Linked DNA regions of Homo sapiens: regions 2 and 3 are each linked to region 1. A link is a contact called in ENCODE Hi-C or POLR2A ChIA-PET data. All regions are on one chromosome and are shown on one strand. Each heading gives the region's core, a stretch centred on a gene start or an enhancer-like site at or near the end of the contact. The rest is flanking DNA. Distances are from core to core; before and after follow the strand shown.

Region 1 (3,522 bases), core at 624-3,123:
GCTTTTGGGTTCTTGGACATGAAATCTTTGCCTAAATGGTGCTGGGATAATTGGAAAGCCACATGCAGAAGAATGAAACTGGATCCTCATCTCTCACCTTACATAAAAATCAACTCAAGATGAATTAAGGACTTAAATCTAGGACCTGAAACTATAAAAATTCTAGAAGATAATATCAGAAAAACCCTTGTAGACATCGGCTTATACTATAGTTCTTGATACACACATACCATTTTCCTTATTAGATTATAAGCTCCATTGATAGTGGGATCAATGTTTATGTTAACTTATCAAGAATCAGTATCAAACACTATACCTTGCACATTGTAAATATTAAATAATAATTGTGAAACATATTCTGATAGTCTTCATTGTTAAATGAGCAAATGTGATGGGCATAATAGTGTGAGGGGCAGTATAAAAATGCAATAAAGCATTATACCCAAATAGCCTTTAGCAGACAGGAATAGCAAAGTGCAAAGAAAAGGATGTGGTATCAAAGCCAGAGGACTTGAGTTTAAATCCTAATTCTGCCACTTACTGGTTTTAGGAAAATCACTTTAAACTCTAGGAGCTTCAGTTTTCTTATATGTAAAATGGGACTAATAATAATTCCATCCTTACAGTTACTGTAGAAAATGAGAATACTGTATAAATTGTAAAATGCTATATAAGAGGCCTTCACTATTCATCACTTACAAGATACTAACTGCTTATTCTATTTCTTATATCTCATAGGTCTAATCTTATTATTTCATCAAAAGATCACCAGGTAAAAATTTAAAATAAAAACCCTTTCACACCTAATACACGACCACGACCCATATCCAAGAAGCATCTTTCTCCTACATGGCAATTGATGGCTATCGGCTATTCATATACTTATAGAAGAATAATCTTTGGATTCCTGATGCCTGGACTTTGATTTTTAAATCTCTATTCACTCCATTTGTTTCCTTTCTCCTCCCCTATCCCCTACCTACCTCCACAAACCTTTTACATTTATATTCTTGGAGGACTTCTTTTTTTCATTATTCCTTATTTGAACAACTTTTTTCATTTGAAGCAAATCTCTGTGATTTTATCAATTTTGGGTCTAGAATTTTGAGTCTAGAATGCAGCCAAAACCTTTCTAGTTAAATAACAGTTCAATTAAACTTTCACATCCTTCGTCAGTGTTTGTTCATCAGTATCTTACATGTATTTTTAAAACAGTATAGAAAAGTACTTCAATTCTTTAGAGGTCAAAACTTTAAAATCGCATTATTTCCTGTATTTCACAGCTAAAACCAATAGATGGCGCTCCACCATCACGGATAATTTGAAAGCAGCAGGTTGCCTATTTGAAAGACACTGATCTCATCATTACAGAGTTCACACACTGAAATGCAAACCTGGCAGATGACCCATGGACTGAATTGGGGAGTTTATCAACAAAGCAATTTAATTGTAAAACTTCAACTGTGGGTGACGTAGTGATCCATCTATACCTTAATTTCCTGTCATTCACTCCTCTATGCAAATGCAGAGTGACTTTGTACGACTTCCATAAAAAATAAGCCTTTCTTGTCACGTATTAGTGAGCAAGGTGTCTCTATATAAAACGGATGCACGTGACACAAGAAAAGGCAATTCGAAGAGTGGGGGAAGCTGCGGTTGTCCCTGCGGAGCCGGCAGGGCGGCGCGGACCCTCACCTGATGAGGGCACCCGCACCAGGAAGGCGGAGATAAAGAGGAGGATGGCGGCCCGAGAGAGCAGGGAGCCGGCGGCCCGGGTCCGCCGCCTGCCCCGCCGCGCTGGGCCAAGGGCGAAGGCCTCCATCCACACGCCGCCGTCGCCTGCCCACCGTCCGCGCGGAAGGTCGTTAGGCAACGCGCGCCCACCTGCAGCCGGAAGTTGGCGGGCGGAGGACCGGAACAACGGACCTGATGGACGTGCTCCCACTTCCGCCGGGGTGGTAGACTAGGGGTCAGCCTGTGTCTCCACATAGCTGGTGGGGCCTACACGCGCCAACTGTGCTGTGCAGCCCCCGGGCCTTCAGGACAACACAGCCACGCAGGGCATCCTCAAGAACATCAGTGATTTGTCCAAGATCCTAGAGCTGAGAGAGAATCGTTGGGCCCCAAATCCCGTGCTTTTACCTTTGCATAGCGTTTATGATCGAAAAGCCCTTTTTATGAGCCAGGTGGTAGATGTGGGGCCCAGTTTCGAACAACAGATAGTGAGAATGCATGAGTTAAGACGTGTAAAGCCCTCAGTGGACTGCTTTGATCTAGTAATGTCAGCAGATAGTATTTTATGGATGTGTGGAACTTAATTGGGAGATAAATGCAATACACACTTAGTGGGAATTAAAGGTAAGTAAGGCCTTTAGCCTCAGAAAGAAGCTTGATGGAAGGACAGAGGAAATAACCATAGATGAAATTTACTTTCTAAAATAGACCGGAAGATCATCTTATAGTGTCACCTAAATTCAGCAAAACATACAAAACCATCTATCCTGTGTGGGAGACCAGAATATACCTTCTCAAATATGAAGGATTGCTGCCCTGAAGACAAGAACCAGCAGATGCAGGAGAGCTGTCCACCTGCCCTCTTTTTACCCAGAAGCAAGACATAGATTAGAAAGAGAAAAGGTATCCTGCCCCACTCCTTTACCAGGGAGAACAAAGGTTAACCACTGAAGACAGCGTCAGACCCTCATTAGCCTTGAAATGATATCAGAGGAATTAATATTAGCTTTTTTTAAACCATCTTTTGTCTGCTATTTGTTTGCTTAGCCCAAGTTACTGCCTGTAGAGACTCAGAGTCCTTTTCCTTTGTCACATCTCTAAAAATTTCCTAGTCTTTGTTGAAGATGCTATACAAGCTGGAATTCAAAGACGCTTCTTTGAGAACTACTCATTCTCTGGGTGTTCCTCATATATAAATGAAATATATTAATAAACATCTGTTTTTCTCTTGTTAATCTGTCTCTTGTAAAGGATCCATTCTAAGTACAAAGTTATGGGGGTTATTATTTTCCCATACACAGCCTAAGAGGCCATTTATAGCTAGAACTTGTTTTAGAGAAATTGAAAGAGACTCATGCCTCTACTTTTCTGCTGCTGGAAGGATTTACTTAATGGGAGCAGAGCTGTGATAGAAATAAATCTTAAGCAGTTGGTTTAAATACATTGAAGAATGAAGTTTGAGCAACTAAATGTAGAATGCCTAATTACAAGTGAGTTATCACTTTTGATATGAAGAAATGAGTGATCATGGGTGGACTAAAAACTGTCACTTGATATGCTATGATCTGGATGAAGGATTTAAAACTGACAGCCTAACCACCTAATTTAATCTCACTTGTTTAATAGTATATCTCAAAATTGTAAAGACTTTCAATGGGGCATAGGCATTCTGATTGTACCAAACATATCACCCTTGACAGTTGGCCTGATTAACGATTATGTGCCTGACTCTTCAAAGCTAGAATCTTGCCTGTTTTAACATTTTTGCTGCAGTAAGGATGATGTGAA
Region 2 (3,522 bases), core at 270-2,769, 600 kb after region 1:
CGCCTCTTTCCAGTTCTCACAACAACTTCACAAAGAAGGCACTGTTGTCCCATGTTATAGACAAGGAAACTGAGGCTCAGTACACAAGACAGCAGAGTTTCAAATGAAACCAGCACTCACTGGCAGCCTCTCAGGCTGTTACCACTGCACCACACGGCCCACTAAGCTCATGAGCCTTTGGGAGCTCTCTACAGAGTCAACTCTATCTGCTTTTGTACACAGACTTCAACATCTCTTTTTCAACCCTTTGGGCATCTTTACTCAATTGGGTTCCTGGTGAGAGGCATGGCCAGGAATCTCTGCTTGGGTTATGAGCAGTAACAACAATCAGACAAAATTTGCCTAAAACTGAGAGGCCAAACTTCTAAAAATAAAACTTCACATCTCAAAAATATTGTTAAGGAAAAAACTAAATATAGCATTACCCTACAATCCAGCAATTCCACTTCTAGATACATACCCCAAGGATTTGAAAGCAGGAACTCAGACCCTTGTATGTCAATGTTCACAGCAGCACTATTCCCAACAGCCACAAGGTGGAGGCAACCCAAGTGTCCCTCCCTCAACAGATGATGGAAAAATAAAATGTGGTCCATCCACACAATGGAATATTATTTGGCCTTCAAAAGGAAGGAAATTCTGGCACATGCTACAACATGGGTGAACCCTGAAGACATGCTGAGCGAAGCCAGTTACAAAAGGACAAATAGTGTATGGTCCCACTTACATGAGGTACTAAGAACAGGCAAATCAAGTGACAGGAAGTAGATTAGAGGTTACCAGGGACTGGGGAGAATTATTGCTTAATGGGTACAGAGTTTCTGTTTGGGGTGATAAGAGTTTTGGAAACAGATAAATGGTGATGGTTGCACAACACTGTTCACATGACCAATGCCACTTAATGTACACTTATACAAACGACTAAAATGGTTAATTTTGTTTTATATATTTTTAATAAAGAAAGGTTTTTTCAAAATCGTCAAAAGTAATTCCAGCTATTGCAAAACCACCCCCTTTCAAAGAAAAGTACATCCCTCTCTGCTGTGTGCTGCTAAGAAATGTGGGATGCATTTTTAGCAACTGTCACACAAAAATAAGCTGCTTACATTAGTTAGGAACAAGGTAATAAAACAGGAGCAATAAATCCTCTTTGCCAGATAGCAGTAACAGGTCAAGGAAAGTCACAGCTAATCTTTTATTCTAAACATCAGGTTCCATGCAAGGATCCAGGCCACTCTGGATCAAACATACCATGTAAAGCTACAGCCTATGATGGCAGCATCTGATTATGCCTCGAAAATTAAGGAAGCAGGAAAGAACCGCACTGTATGTTTGTTAGATTTGGTCATAGGTCCCAAAGCATCTCGTTAAAAAGAATCCCCAAAGTTGAACTTGGTGTCAGGCACAGAGATGGGAAAGGGAAGGCACTGACTCCTGTAGGCTGTGCTGTGGGCTGAACCACCCCCACCCCACCCCAGGGAGGGAAGGAGCCTTTGTACCCAGTGCCAGGGAGCTGCAAGCCCCAGGTCCATTCTGCACAGACTCACAGGGCTGTGAACACGCCAAGAGGGAGGATGAACACTCTGCACTTGGACCCACTTAAAAGAAGGATCTGTGTCTTTCTGTTCCATCTAACAGCCCTCAGAGCACAGGCTTCCTTGATTTCCAGCTCAGTTGGTTTCCATTTTTCTTGTGAAATGAGTATCCAGAATCAGACACAAACACATCATGCTTTCCTTTTTTGTAAACTGCCTGCTCATGTTCTTTGCCAGTTTTTCTATGTAATTGTTTATCTTATTTTATTTATAGGATTTTTTTTACATAAACAGGATACTAATACTCTGCATGTTACATGCATTTTTGTATGTACATGCAAGAAGTTACAAATTATTCTCCCAGGCTGAAGTGCGCCTTTCAGCATGTTAAATATCATCTGTAACGTCTACATAGAAATATGTAATGGTAATACAGTCAAATTTACCATTTTCCCTTTATGGTTGTGCTAAGTCTTATTCACAAAAGTCTTTCTTAGCCTAAGAGAATAAAGATTCTCACTATTCATTAATTCTTGTCATTCAAACAAATAAAAGGCATTTTGTTCTTTCACTTTTAATTATTTAATTGGCCTGAAACCAATTATTGTGTAGAATACGCAGCAGGGTTCCATTCCTTGCCACCCCATGTGAACAGTCATGGTTCCTGTAATCTCTGTTCTGCCGTGATTTCACTGTGCTGTATGTTTCCATAAATGTGTGGGTCTCCTTATGGGATATCTATTCTGGTCCTTTGGTCTATTTGTCTGGCCTTGAACTAACAACATCCTTTCTTAGTTGTGATACCACATAAGAGGGATTGCTATCTGATAGTGCAAATCAATCCTCCAAACGCCTTGTTGTTTTTCAAATTTGTCTTCAAATTCTTGAGTTTCACTCTTTCTTATTAAAGTTAGGAAACATTTTTCAAGTCACATGTGACAAAACTGTTAAGAATTTGGCTGCAACTGTATTAAATTTAAAGATAAACTTGAGAAAATGTGACATCTGCACTATATTCTGTCTCCTGATCCATGATCATAATATAGCTCTCCACTTACTCAGGTTGTTTTCATGCTCTGAAACATCCTATAATGCCTGGTAATCTTCCTGAATATACTCCTAGATAGCTTATAATTTTTGTTAATATTATAAGTGGGATTTCTTTTTATATTACATTTCCCAATTGTTTTTTCTTGGCATACAGGAGTACTATTCCATTTTACATGTTGATCTCACATTATATCTGCTTAGAGAATTCTTGCTCATTTTAAAAGTGCTAACATATCTGTGTAAATTTTCTATTTGAATAATTATTTGCAAAAAGACACATATTTCAGTCTTCCTTTCTAATGTTTACATTTTAGTTTCTTCATTTGCTTCTTTTATTACACTAAGACCTCCAGTGACAGCAGGCACTGCTGTCTAATTCTAGATGTTCATGAACATGACTCTAACAGTTTTCCATTATGTATGATGCAATGTTGTAGGTTTTTAACAAATGAATTTTAACAAGTTAAGGAGGTTTCTTTTCAGTACTAGTTGAGTACAAATTTTGTTATTATTTGTTATGTATTATAATGAGTGAAGAGTTGTATTAAATACTCTTCTGCCAGGTGAAATGATTATTTTTTTCCCTTTAATTCTGACATATTCAGTGTGTTCACTGTTTTATGATAGTAAACCACCCCTGCACTATTATAATAAAACCAACTTGGTCATAACATTTGTTTCATTTACATTTCACTTAAAATAAGGTACTGAATTTGGTTCATTAGTGTTTTACTTAGACCTTTTGTTCTATGTTAACATGTAAAACGGTATTATAATTTTGATTTCTTGTACTGTTTCAAAGATACACAAACATGGTATGAATTGGAGATCTCGTCCTCTGTGTAAGCTGTTGTCCTCTGTGTTTAAGAGTGTACACACTCTTAGCATGTTTAAAAAGAGAAATTGTTGGGGCCAGGCGCGGTGGCTCATGCCTGTA
Region 3 (3,522 bases), core at 719-3,218, 520 kb after region 1:
CTGGACACACCCCAGCTCTCCCTCCCAAGAATCTGGAGGGGTTGAGGGACAGGTGTGACTACCCTGCGCTCGGCTGGTGCTATGAGAGAAGCAGAGACTGCGTTTGCAGAGACAGGCAAGCATGGCTGGTGTGGGCTGGTGGGAAGGGAGAGTGCCAGCTGCTGCTCATACCTCCAGCCCCGCCTGAGGCTGCCTTGGGCCTCTAGCTGGTGTGAATTAGACGCCTATTACTTATAACCGAAAGAGTATTCCCTGAGCAAGGTATGAGGTGATATTTTGGAAAGAAATTTTCCCCTAAGGAGGGGCTCCCCGTATTGTGTGTTCTCGGGATGTGGCTTGGGCTATGGCTCATAAGTCAGCCTACAGGGCAAACTCCAAGCACAACTATTCACTGGCTACTGGATGTGGGCAATGTGGCCAACTTCCTATCCCACAAGGGGCTGTGAAGATTAAGATAATGGATGTAAAACTGTCAGTGGAACATATCATGCACAGTAAGCATTCAGTAAATATCATCTACCATTATGATTATTAATACCACCACAACCTCATCAGGGGAAAAGGAGTGGGCTCTGCCTATAGGTGTGTGCACATGTGTATGTGTGTCTATGTACATGTGTGTATAATGTATGTGTATGCACAAAGGTGTATGTCTATACCTGTGTGTATGCACAAAGGTGTATGTCTATACATGTATGTATGCACGTGTGGGTATGTGCATGTAGATGTGTGTGCACACGTGTGTGTGCATGCCAGCACACACATGCATGCAGAGGGTGGGCAGCATTGTGTCTATTCCTGTCTGACCATCCCCACAGCCAGAGGCCCACACAGAAGCCATCAGCTCACTCAGTACCATGCAGGCAACCCAGGTGACAGGCTGGGGGTCCCCTCCCTTGCCCCACCTCCCCTTCCAGCTACTAGTACTGGGCTACAGCCACAGCCCACCCTTTGATGCCAAAAGCCACCCTCCCTAAAACACTGAGCCCACTAGCCACATTATCCATCCCTGTCTGCTTGTCCTTGAGCTTCTGAGCTACTCAAGGACTGATAGCAGCAAGTGTACAATAAATGTTTTTACAGGAATGGATAAATCCAGTGTGAAACTATGTTTCTGTTGAAGACAATAGAAGCAACAATCAAGTGCTGGGCAAGAGAAGAAGTCAGTCTCCTGTGGGCTGCTGAGCATGCGCGCCGTCTGTGGACAGCTCGTGGGTACCTTTATGCAGAGCCCGTGGTCTGTAGGGGCGTTGTACTGCTTCCTGCCAGCGATCAGGGAGAAGATGTTGCTGTCCTCCAGGTCGGCCAGCAGCTGCAGGTGTCTGGGTTCCTGTGACAACACTGGCCAGGTTAAAGTCTCAAGCACAGCAAAGAGCAAATGTGTTCACCTCTGGTAGACAGAGGGCAGTCTCTGCACACTTACAAGCACTTTCCCCGATGACACTATACATATTACATATGATTATTACGCGAGGTGTAATAAGTGCTAAACTAAAACCAAATTCACCCAGTCTCACCCAAAACACCCACTTCCCCAGTTCTCAGACACACAAGGCTGTTGGAACGTATTTGATACTTCTGGCAAATCAAAGCCCCATGACCGGATATTCAAGATAAAAAGCAGGAGAAAATCTATAACCCAAAGGTCAGAGTTAAGAGCACAGGGCCTGTCTGCCTTTGGTTTGTTGTGAGTCCAGAGTCCAACCGTACTTTGGGTTTTCCCACTGGTAGCTTGCTTGTCCCACCCTTCTCCTCCTCAACTCTCCAGCCCAGCTCTGTTTCCTGCTCTACGAAATACCCTCCCAACTTCAGCACACACGAGGACAGTGAGCGGGCCACACAGCAGAGCTGGGAGGTCAGGAAGCTACCATGCCCTGTGTCAGTTCAAAGCCCCTCTCTGCAGACGCCCCTTCTCTCTGGCCCAGGTGTCGGCAGCTGCTGACTTCCCAGAGCCGGCCCCAACACCTTCCCAGAGCCGGTTCCCAGATGCTCAACACCTGTGCTGGGGTCCCGCCAGCTCCCTTTCACCTCTGCTGGCCAGAGCAAAAGAGACCACAGCCCTCAGATGGTAAGTGCTCAGCCAGGTATTGGGTGGACAAGGCTCCTGCCACAGGGTATATGTGGACAGCACAAGAAGAGAGCAGACAAGAGTGTACATGGGAGCAAAGGAGCCTCCGGCCTAAGCTCTCTTTTGAGGGCCTGCAGCTGTTTTCCATCTCCCACCTTCTTCTCACTGGGGATACATGCAAGCCTGCAGTTTATTTCATGAAATATCTATGATACATAAAGTTACACTGGCATTAGGGTGGCAATAGTCTATCAAACATCTTTACAGCTAGCTTAAATCCCAACTTATGAGAACTAGGCCAGTCTCTGAAGTGATGGGGCAGCCAGGGGTGTCTGCTCCCAACCCGCAGTGGGGGTGGGGCTAGGCAGGTGGGGTTCTTAGGCCTGTATTATTTATTACCTAGTTTCTGAGCGAGACCAGGAAACCTGTGACTCCAAGTTCAGCTGCTGCACAATTAGCTTATTAAGAAGTTGTCCTGAGCTTGGAGGAGTCTAAGGTGCATTTAAAAATGAAGCCCAGGTTCACTCTGAGGACCTGGGGGGAGTGACTGTGGCAGAATTAGGGCTGGTGGTGGTAGCTTTTAAAGCTCACCTTTGAAGTTCCCTTGGTGGAGCAATAAAGGCCAGATCTCCGCAAACACACATACAGCTTTTTCCATGATTTCTTTCCCAGCTCTTTCACATGCAAAAACCCTTGAATTTCAGGACAACTACTGGAGTTCAGAAAATTCTGTTGAAGAACAAATTTTTAAAATCACATAATGCTAATCTAAAATAATTAAAGCAGACATGTTATCAGCATAGCTGACATTTTCTGAATTATTAAAAGACTCCTTTTTGGATCAAAATGAGAGTGTTCTCCTTTCCAAAGTCTTAAAATCCCATCTCAATTCGTGTTGCATAGAACATAATTCGTATTTAAACATATGCAAGCAAATGGACCTTTCCAACACTGGTGATAACACGAGTCATGAATTTCCCTATAAGATAGTGCACTGAAGGATCCAGTCTGATATCAGACTGAGGGCAAGAGCAAGTGCCATGACCAAGTGATTGGGACTCTGGAGACTGACAGTGAGTATGTAGTGGCCACTTTTACCCAGGCACCCCTCCAGTCAAGGGTCACATAAAAGGTGTCATGTGTCCGCAAGTGATGCACCCAGGTGCAGGACATCCTGGTGATGTCCCCCTGTTCCAGCTAACTCTTCCCACAGGCAGCCTTAAGAATAAAGGCTTTATCAAAACAAAACAAAACAAGAAACTACGCTTTTCATCAAAGGGAAGACAGGCCAAGGGCCAGGTCATGGAGCGAAGTTGGGGAGGTGATGCTGGCAGGTCCTGCTACTAGACTGGGAGGGGACAAAGCTCTTTTCCCCCAGGTGGGAAAGGCACGTCGGACAGAGCCCTGGTGCACCTGGGTCAGTCCTTCTTGAGTCTCAAGAGATCACTGCACAT

The links. A loop is a pair of places that touch in the nucleus more often than their neighbours do. ChIA-PET counts read pairs that join two places held with the same protein, here RNA polymerase II (POLR2A). Pooled maps may share reads with other maps.
Region 2: a loop to region 1 is called in a pooled map, with 5 times the contacts of the local background. The contact joins the enhancer-like site here to the promoter of ZPBP in region 1. A Hi-C loop is called at or near these places in 3 of 37 single-sample maps with no recorded cell type and 8 of 50 pooled maps.
Region 3: a map of Caco-2 shows a loop between it and region 1 (20-fold over the local background). The contact joins the enhancer-like site here to the promoter of ZPBP in region 1. A Hi-C loop is called at or near these places in 2 of 168 maps with a recorded cell type or tissue (CD4-positive, alpha-beta T cell and Caco-2) and 6 of 50 pooled maps. POLR2A ChIA-PET finds 5 or more read pairs at or near these places in 2 of 52 experiments (CD4-positive, alpha-beta memory T cell and endothelial cell of umbilical vein).

What each region holds. Positions count from the first base shown.
Region 1 is chr7:50,091,373-50,094,894 of GRCh38, forward strand. ZPBP (zona pellucida binding protein) reads right to left here and starts at 1,874. Exons shown (of 8, transcript NM_007009.3): 1 at 1,696-1,874. The coding sequence starts at 1,822. LOC124901630 (a long non-coding RNA gene) reads left to right here and starts at 1,907. Exons shown (of 2, transcript XR_007060321.1): 1 at 1,907-2,358; 2 at 2,443-2,969. RefSeq lists silencers at 1,678-1,727, 1,808-1,967.
Region 2 is chr7:50,696,359-50,699,880 of GRCh38, forward strand. The region is part of intron 5 of GRB10 (growth factor receptor bound protein 10); the gene reads right to left. Among named protein-coding and RNA genes, the nearest start is that of GRB10, 85 kb to the right of the region's middle. Within about 2 kb of position 1,520, at least 4 of the 41 ENCODE cell types and tissues checked have a DNase peak (open chromatin) inside an H3K27ac peak, as active enhancers do.
Region 3 is chr7:50,613,551-50,617,072 of GRCh38, forward strand. It overlaps GRB10 (growth factor receptor bound protein 10), which reads right to left. Exons shown (of 19, transcript NM_001350814.2): 11 at 2,660-2,797; 12 at 1,220-1,330. Among named protein-coding and RNA genes, the nearest start is that of DDC, 50 kb to the left of the region's middle. Within about 2 kb of position 1,969, at least 5 of the 41 ENCODE cell types and tissues checked have a DNase peak (open chromatin) inside an H3K27ac peak, as active enhancers do.